Regions from separate parts of the Homo sapiens genome. Here regions 2 and 3 are each linked to region 1. A link is a contact called in ENCODE Hi-C data. All regions are on one chromosome and are shown on one strand. The core of a region is the stretch at or near the end of the contact, and the rest is flanking DNA. Distances in the headings are between cores, read along the strand shown. Region 1 holds the start of RLIG1 (RNA 5'-phosphate and 3'-OH ligase 1). Region 2 has its middle 72 kb from the start of DUSP6. Region 3 has its middle 85 kb from the start of LINC02399.

Evidence for each region. Hi-C counts contacts between places; a loop is a spot of excess contacts on that map. Pooled maps may share reads with other maps.
Region 2: a pooled map shows a loop between it and region 1 (3-fold over the local background). The contact joins the enhancer-like site here to the promoter of RLIG1 in region 1. A Hi-C loop is called at or near these places in 3 of 50 pooled maps.
Region 3: a loop to region 1 is called in a pooled map, with 3 times the contacts of the local background. The contact joins the enhancer-like site here to the promoter of RLIG1 in region 1. A Hi-C loop is called at or near these places in 4 of 50 pooled maps.

Annotation. Positions count from the first base shown.
Region 1 is chr12:88,034,193-88,036,892 of GRCh38, forward strand. It overlaps RLIG1 (RNA 5'-phosphate and 3'-OH ligase 1), which reads left to right and starts at 1,344. Exons shown (of 7, transcript NM_001009894.3): 1 at 1,344-1,546. The coding sequence starts at 1,457. It overlaps LOC107984542 (a long non-coding RNA gene), which reads right to left and starts at 1,304. Exons shown (of 3, transcript XR_007063395.1): 1 at 1,222-1,304; 2 at 1-155.
Region 2 is chr12:89,279,459-89,282,377 of GRCh38, forward strand. It overlaps the pseudogene RNU7-120P. Among named protein-coding and RNA genes, the nearest start is that of DUSP6, 72 kb to the right of the region's middle. Within about 2 kb of position 1,558, at least 6 of the 41 ENCODE cell types and tissues checked have a DNase peak (open chromatin) inside an H3K27ac peak, as active enhancers do.
Region 3 is chr12:89,861,588-89,864,411 of GRCh38, forward strand. No RefSeq gene overlaps it. Among named protein-coding and RNA genes, the nearest start is that of LINC02399, 85 kb to the right of the region's middle. Within about 2 kb of position 1,349, at least 17 of the 41 ENCODE cell types and tissues checked have a DNase peak (open chromatin) inside an H3K27ac peak, as active enhancers do.

The DNA.
Region 1 (2,700 bases), core at 94-2,593:
TTTTAGAATGCCTCTGAAAGAACAAAGAAGTCACTGGCACTCGACTATAATATGCTAAAAAGTTTCTGGTTCCAACAGCACACAGCCAGCATCAGGTGTTTTCTTTTTTGATAAATGCAGGCGGGGTGTGATGTGGGAGAACATTTTGTGTTTTCCTGTGAGAAAAAGATAGTAGAAAAGAAAGTAAACACTTTGAAATGGCAAATCTCTTTCTTCCTCCCTCCCCTCTGAATCCAGTAATCAAAAAACTGTGAACTTTTTTTAAATTTTATTTTTTTTCACTGTCAGTATTCAATATAACTGTGAACTTTTTAAAGGAAGATGTTTTATTCTTTGAGAACCCCCTTACTAGTTAGATACCTCTAAGTGAGATATAGTTGTTTAATTTTTCCAAGGGCTAAGTCAGTAACATGCTGGACAGTTGAGTACATGCAGATAAGACAAAGAAATGAGACCTGGGCCTAGTCCAAGCCCATAAAGGATGGCAGTAAAGTCAAAATTCCCCTACAACTTCAGGCTAGGAACTACTACATTCAATGAGATGGAAAGGCTACTATTCCTAAATATTTAGTATTTATTTTATTTAGTCATTGTCCATCTTATCACTTACCCTCAAAATATTCTTTTGAGCAGTAAGTTAAGGCTGTTTTTAGCTCGCAGTTGATTGACTACCATTACTCAAGCCATTTGGGCTGTTGGAGCTCACCTTTAATTAAACAAGATTCTTATGAAAAACTTGAGAATGAAATCTGGTTGTAGGTATTCCTGTACTTTTGGATTAGTCTAAGGCTGAAATTTCGCACTCACTCCGAAAAGAACATCAGAATCATTTCGACCATGCTATGCTGCACAATAAGGAGTAGTTCAAACGACAACTTTTTTTGATCCCAGGTGTTTTATTATAGGGTTTTCTGATAGTCTTACCGGAAAGGAAGTTTTCATTCTGCTTGGGAATCTGGGGATGTCTCTAGCCATTTCTAAACTTCTACAGTGCTTCCCCCACGAACTAAAGATAACAGGCAAGCAGTTTCCATTGGAACTGTGTTAAATCGACATCTGAAATGTTCATTGCTTATAATTTGATCTTATTTAATTTCCCAAAAAATCATTAGTTACTAGGTATTGCTAAGTACCCACGTTCGGGAAACGCATCTTTTTTTTTTTTTTTTCACGGTTATTAAAACCGAGGGTGGGGGGCGGAGGACGCACGTGGGAACCCACCAGGCGCCTCAGCTTCTGCACTACAACTCCCAGAAGGCGCCGCGGCCAGGAAGCCGCTTCTGGACGGGCGTTCCCGCCCCTCGCTGGGCTTGGTAGTTGGGGCGCAGCCGCGGTGGCTGGGCGCGGAGTGTGCGTGGCCTGAGCCGTGCGGGTGACTGCTTCAGGGCTTCTCCGCGACTGGACCGGGCGCCGCTCGAAAGCACGCCCTCCATTCGCACTGCTTGTTGGGCTCATCATGAAGCGCTTGGGCTCCGTGCAGCGGAAAATGCCGTGTGTGTTTGTGACGGAGGTGAAAGAGGAGCCTTCCTCCAAAAGGGAGCATCAGGTACGGAGGAGCGCCGGGCAGGCTTGGCGGCCCGCGTGGGCTCCTCCCCGCGGCGCTGGCTCAGTGCGAACCCGGCGAGGGCGGCTGGGCGCTTTAGAACTGCCCTGCAGGCCAGGAACCTCTGTAGGTTTCCCTGGGGAGGTCTGGGGTGGGAGTTCCGTACGCCCTGAGCTCCAGGTTCTTGTACTTTTCTTAGTTGTGAGGGAGGGAATTTGCGAAAGAATTTTCCTTATCAGGAGATTCAAACTTGTCCTCGCAAGGAAATGGATAACTCACATCCACAGCATGTCCCTTCCTTTTCAGGTCAGCACCTTTTGGGGAAACCCCCTAATCAGGTAATTGCCACAGTCCAAGCTTTACTACTTTTCAAGAGTGCAGTAAGAAAGGGTGGATATTAGAAGACTTGCTTTACCTGTTCTGTCCGAACCAGTGGCGGTGTTGACAGTAGCCTAATTAGGTCACTGAAGTTCACACCTCATATTACCAGTAATTACTTAATTTATTCTAACTTTGGTGTTCTCAAGGTTTTCTGTTGCAGCAACGTGTTTTCCATAGTGTGCCCTCGGTAAATGCTAGTGAGTAACCTATATTTGGGTAATTTTTTCATATTGTACTATAAAACGTTGTAGTCTTTGATCAGTAGAATCCCCAGTGATTAGTTGGGTGCTTCCCAACTTTGCTGATTTCAAACAAAACCAACATGTCCATTGGAAATCCACCTCACTTGAGTTTCATCATTGGCACTGGCTTTCTCGTCTTCTGGACTAAAACTTGTTTAAGGCAAAGATTGCCCTGTTATCTTTAGTCCCAGCTTCTAGGACCTGGCACGTGGTAGGCACTGGATAAATATTTGTTGAATTAAAGAATGAACCCTGGAATCATTTCATGCCAGTTTTCCATTCACCTTGATGCTTTTTACCTTATAGCATCTGATCTTTTCCTGCTTTCTAGTGCTGTCACAGCTGTTACAGTTAATATTTCATGTCCTGCTCATTGCACCACCTAACTGGTCTTACTTGCCACTCAGACTGATCATCACCATGTTCTTTCCTCGTCAGAATACCACAGTTATTACTCAATGTTTGTAGCAGTAATTGGCTTTTTTTTTTAGCTGTAACAAATGTAATCCATATGAAACATTATCATCTGTTTTA
Region 2 (2,919 bases), core at 308-2,807, 1.2 Mb after region 1:
TACGTTGTGTAATGCTGGGTATAGGCTTTTATTTAACCAATCACCCAAATAGTAAACGTAGTACCCAATAAGTAGTTTTCCAACCCTTTCCCCCTCCACTGTTTTTCGAGTCCCCAGTGTCTGTTTTCATTTTTATGCTCATGTGTACTGATTGTTTAGCTCCCTCTTACAAGTTAGAACGTGCGGTATTTGATTTTCTGTTCCTGCATTAATTCACTTAAAATAATGGCCTTCAGCTGCAACCATGATGCTGCAAAGGACATGATTTTATTCTTTTTTATTGCTGCATAGTACTCCATGGTGTATATATAGCACATTTTTAAAAATTCAGTTCACCAGTAATGGGAACCACAACAAAACAAAGATGTCCACTCTTATTCAACATAGTACTGGAAGTCCTAGCCAGAGCAATCTGGCAAGAGAAAGAGATGAAAGACATCCAAATAGGAAAAGAGAAAGTCAATTTATCCCTATTCTCTGGCAATATGATTCTATATCTAAAAAACCCTAAAGATTCCTCCAAAAGACTCCTAGTTGTCACAAACAATTTCAGCAAAGTTCCAGGATACAAAATCACTTTTTTCTTAGAATTAAAAAAGAATTAAGATAAAAAGTGTTTAGGTACTTAGGTCTAAATATTTGTATTTCTTCAAATTGTCTTCCATTCATTAAGGTCCTCATATTCATATATAATGTTAAGTAAAATGCACATACACCATTTTGTTTTTAGTTTTTTTCAACTCAATATCATTTTATGTAAGCATCAGTCAACTAAGAACTTGGGTGACTTTTAGTTTCCTATTTTTAAAATGGAAAGAATAACATCTACCACTTATGATTATTTTGTGGATTAAATTATGTTAACATTGATGAAATCACCCAACAAAATAAACTCAGTGAAATCTGAGTTTAATGTCAGTGTACTGATAGAGCCCACAACATTGTAATTTTTAAAAAGTAATTCCCACATTTTGAGACGGTTTATTTAGCTAGTTCATCATCAGTGTCTAAAAGGGAAATTGCTAAACACAATTAGTGCATTCATAAATTGTATTCCACATGCTTCTGAAAAGGATAAGTAACTAAAATTTGTCACTTCTCTTATTAATTTGTTGATTAAAAACACAAAAACATATTTATACAGTGCTTTGCCATTTGAAAATTTCTTCCATTCACCTATATGAATCTGTTATAAACTTCATAAGGTTGATAGATATTATTATCCACCCTTTATAGATGAGAAAATAATTGAGCTTCAGAAAAGTAAATAACTTGCTCACAGTTTGTGTTACATTTAAGTCTTCGCATTCCAAATGCAGCATTCTTTTCACCATAGCATACAACCTGGACACATTGCTCACAAGAAATAATTGAATTTTGGGGTTCTGTTTATTTTTGTGAGTTTAATAGGTTTTCAAAGACGCTATAACTTTTTTAATGTGTATTTTGTTATTTGCAAACAAAGCTGTATGATTTACCATATGTGAGCCTACTGAATTTTCTGTTATGTAAACTGTCTATTCACATCCTTTGAATAGACAGGAAGTAGAATCTTTCACCACATCCTCTTTAGCCTGCTTCTTTGCCCTTACAACAAACAAAATTCATTCCATCGTGCTCAGCTGACTGACAATAACACTTCAATGAAATAAGCTTGTTGGAAAAGGCCTTTTTCATAAAGGTAAGACATGCAACAAAAGTTATGAGAACCAATTCAACTAGAAACCTTTAGTGTACCCTGAATCCCACAGATAAATGACCCTCAGCGTTCAGCTCTTTGGAAAGCAGGATGTTTCTGTCTGTACATACGCAAAGTCCACCAACTTTAGTCCTATTTCTGACCATTTCAGCACTGTTCTGGATACCAAAACAGGGTTCCCATGTGTCTTTCAGAGAGGGAATTTCCTAGAACAGCAGCTGGCCTCCACTACCCCAGACTGCCCACACTCCCAGGGTTTGTCTAGAGCCCATCTGGCCTTTGAGTTGGGGGGGTCAGAGGGGGTTGGGCAGGGGTATAGTTCCCCAGGGCATTCATTCCATACAGTCTGTCTCAGCGAGGGACTTTTTATTGTTTGCTCCCAACCTGCAAGCCCTGCCAACTTCAGCATTAAAGCAGTTAGGCACAGTGATGTTTCCCAAAGGGAAAAGAAGGAAAAACTTTATCAAGAAAATTGCTCTCTTTTTAAACTCCTGACCTTATTAAACATTGGAGAGAACAAAAACTGCTGACAGTCTTAAATATGTTGAGTACAATAAGCCAAAATTAGTTCTCAGAGCTAAATCTTGGCTGTCTAACTTAAATGATTTAGTCACCATCTTTTGGAAAGGACAATATGAACAACAGAGTTTTCAATAGATCACTGAGACCCAAAAAGAAAGGCGGACTGGAGTGCAGTGGCGCGATCACGGCCCATTGCAGCCTCAACCTCCCAGGCTCAGGTCATCCTCCCACCTCAGCCTACCAGGTCACTGGGACTACAGGTGCACACCACCACACCTGGCTAATTTTTGTATTTTTTGTAGAGAAAAGGTTTCGCCTTGTTGCCCAGGCTGGTCTCAAACTCCTGGGCTCAAGTAACCCACCCTCTTGAGCCTTCCAAAGTGCTGGGATTACAGGTGTGAGCCACTGCACCCAACCCTAAATTATTTCTTAATTGATATTGGTTTACTGCCTTTTACCATGAGCTGATATGCATAATCTTATCTGGCTCTCATAAGAAATTGTCTGGGAAAATATGATTCCTCGCTATTTTTTTTTCCCATGGGGAGTTTTCTAGTTAAAAAACAGAAAACCTGTTAGATAAATTTTAAAAGAGCTGTAACACTTCTCCATTCTTTTAAATGAAAACAACAGAGGTTCAGAAAAAAAGTTAAGATGGTTTTCCTATGGTCACAAACTAGTGGCAGATCAAAGACTGG
Region 3 (2,824 bases), core at 99-2,598, 1.8 Mb after region 1:
AAGATATGCATGTCCTAATCTCTGGAGACATGAGTATGTGCAACTGTGTAGGACTGTGAACATGTCACCTTACATGGCAAAGGAACTTTGCAGATGTACAGTGATTAAAGGAGTATACTTGAAGATCAGGAGAGTATCTTGGATTAATGGTGTGGGACCAATGTAATCACATGATCTCTTAAAAGGAAAGAGCATTTCTCAGTTGGGTCAGAGAGATGAGACGGAAGAAGAAGGTGGAGAGATTTGAGGGAATCAACCTGACATTGCTGGATTTGAAGATGGAGCAAGAAGTCTACTTGCCAAGCAAAGTGGTAGCAGCCTCTAGAAGCTGGGAATGAGCCTCAGTTTACAGGAAGCAAGAAGACAGGGACTTCAGGCCTACCTCTACAAAGAAGTAAGCTGCAAATAACCCAAATGAGCAGGAAATGAATTCTCCCCTAGAATCTTCAGGAAGAAATGCAGCCTACAGCCTCTTGATGAGACCCATGCTAGATTGCTGACCTAGTGAACTATAGGATACTCAATTTGTGTTATTTTATGCTACAAAGTTTGTAGCAATCTGTTCCAGCAGTAAAAGAAAATGAATACAAAAAGTTTTCATGGGCAGAAAGTTGGAATTATTGACTCAAGTAGCTGTTTGAATGACCTGTGCTCCCAGTTATAAATCACAAATAATCGAGTTGATTGTATTTTGCCATTGTTTACTGCATGTTCCTTTCTCAACAACTTTAGGTTTACTCACTTTTTAAAATGCAGCTCTAGCCACACAGTTGTTCTGCCATAGGCTGGTTGGGGTGTAGGGGGTGGGTAGTTCTTATGTCCTAGTCTGAGGCATACACAAGTTACGTTTTCTGCAAATATAGAAATATTTTCTCATTAAACACTGGTCACATCAAACATCACATTGCAATTTTTTGGGGTGTGTGTGTGTGTGTGTGTGTGTGTGTACAGATTTTGAAAGCCAACAAATTTCAAGATAAAACATTGTACACTTTTCCAGACACCTAAAAACTTCTCAGGTTTAATAGTCTGTAACAGGCTGTTTGAATTTAAATACTGGCTCCACTCTATACCTCGCTGGTTGCTTAACACTCTGTGCCTTAGTTTTCTTATCTGTAAAATGGGATGACAGGGCTACACTGAACATAAGGATTAAATGAATTTGTCTCTGTAAAGCACTTTTAACAATGGCTGGTACATTGTAAGCACCAGTGAGTGTCGGGTTGTTAATTGTTATTATTACAATGATGTCTTTGCTGCCAGTTAGGACAATTTCCAACTCAACAGTGGATTCACCTAACTTCATGTGCCCTAGCAGAGGAAACCTCAATTTGCTTGTGTGTCTGTCCCGCCAAGAAAATGCAGGTCACTTCCTCTGGCTTTCTTGCCTTAAGAGTTCCTGTTTCTGCCGAAGCAGAAGCAGGAAGAGAAAGTGACACAGTGATGTTTGCTGAGCAGAGCAGGATTCTGTCCAGTGACTTCTTTTTCCCCAATTAGGAGGCTGTGTTGGCAAGACATGGATTGTTCTTTACGCTTTCCCTATCTTTTCAGCTTTTTCCAAGAGGCCTTGGTCTCTATCCTGAGGCTTTCCTCATCAGCACATGACGGTGAGCTGAAAGATTCCTAAAGTTCTGTTGTCTCTCAAAACAAAACAGAACATTCCAACCAAATTTAAACAGATCCATTTACAATTTTATTACATATCAGCTTTCCTGTGTGGCATTTATTTGAGGAAAGGCTCTCTCAGATATGAGGGAGTTGGTTTTAGAAAATTAAATCAGACAGACTAAAATGACGATCTGATTCATGAGAGGAAAGAAGATACACTATGTGATAGAAGAGTTATTTTTGGAGAACTTATTTTCGTGACTCTGAATGCCCAGAGGAGAAAACATATGGATGGTATTGCTAATTTAGTACCATGTCTGCTTCAGGCTCTATGTGCAGTTTTCTACAGACTGGGCAGCCGACTCTTTGGTCTCCATTTTTGAATGGAGTGCTGCAAGAGATGCTGTCTGACATACGAAACAGTCAACTGAAAATAAAGTAGCAGAGTTAACGTAGGCAGTTTTCTTCACTGTGGTTACAAGATGGCAGGGCCTTCCAAATTTGCACACTGTACATTGAAGTGGAAGTGGATGCTAGCTCTAAAAGCTCTGTGTGGGCGGCGTTGAGAGTGGGTATTTTGATTTGAAAATTTTGTTAGTTGCCATAGTAATTGTCACAATTATGTGGTTTGTTCGATCTTTGTGATACTGAACACCTATTAGCAGCACCCAGAAAGCGGTGTGTTTTAGTTTTTTTTCTTGTGCATACTTACAGAGAGAAAAACAATAATGTGTGGTCAGATTTTAAGATGAAGTAAAAACAATAAAAAAGTATCACATATCTTTATGTAAAGTGTGTTTATTTTCTTAATTATTTTTTAGTCAGATTTCTCTTCAGCAGAAAAGTCATCAGGAAGTGATTTTGTTTTTCTTTTTCCAAAACAAGGAGACCCAGAAACCAAGGTTACAAAGCTTTGTAAAAAGAAGAACAGGAAGCTCTCCTTTTGTTATTAATGTGTTGTGTCAGCAATGATGCTACTTAAGTTCAGGCTGAAATTTAAGCTGAATCAAAAGAGAGTGTGTGTTTCCACTCCCTTTGCATTTGTGGTGCTCACCATGGCCACTGATTATTTAGTCCTTGATTGCTTTCCTGGGGCTGTTTTGCAGGTGACTTTTGAAACATGGAGAGGCATTATTTGGCTAAACAAACTATTTGTGTTGCAATTGTTATAGAAACTTGAATGCCTATAGCTAAATCTTCACAGCCTTCTTTATTT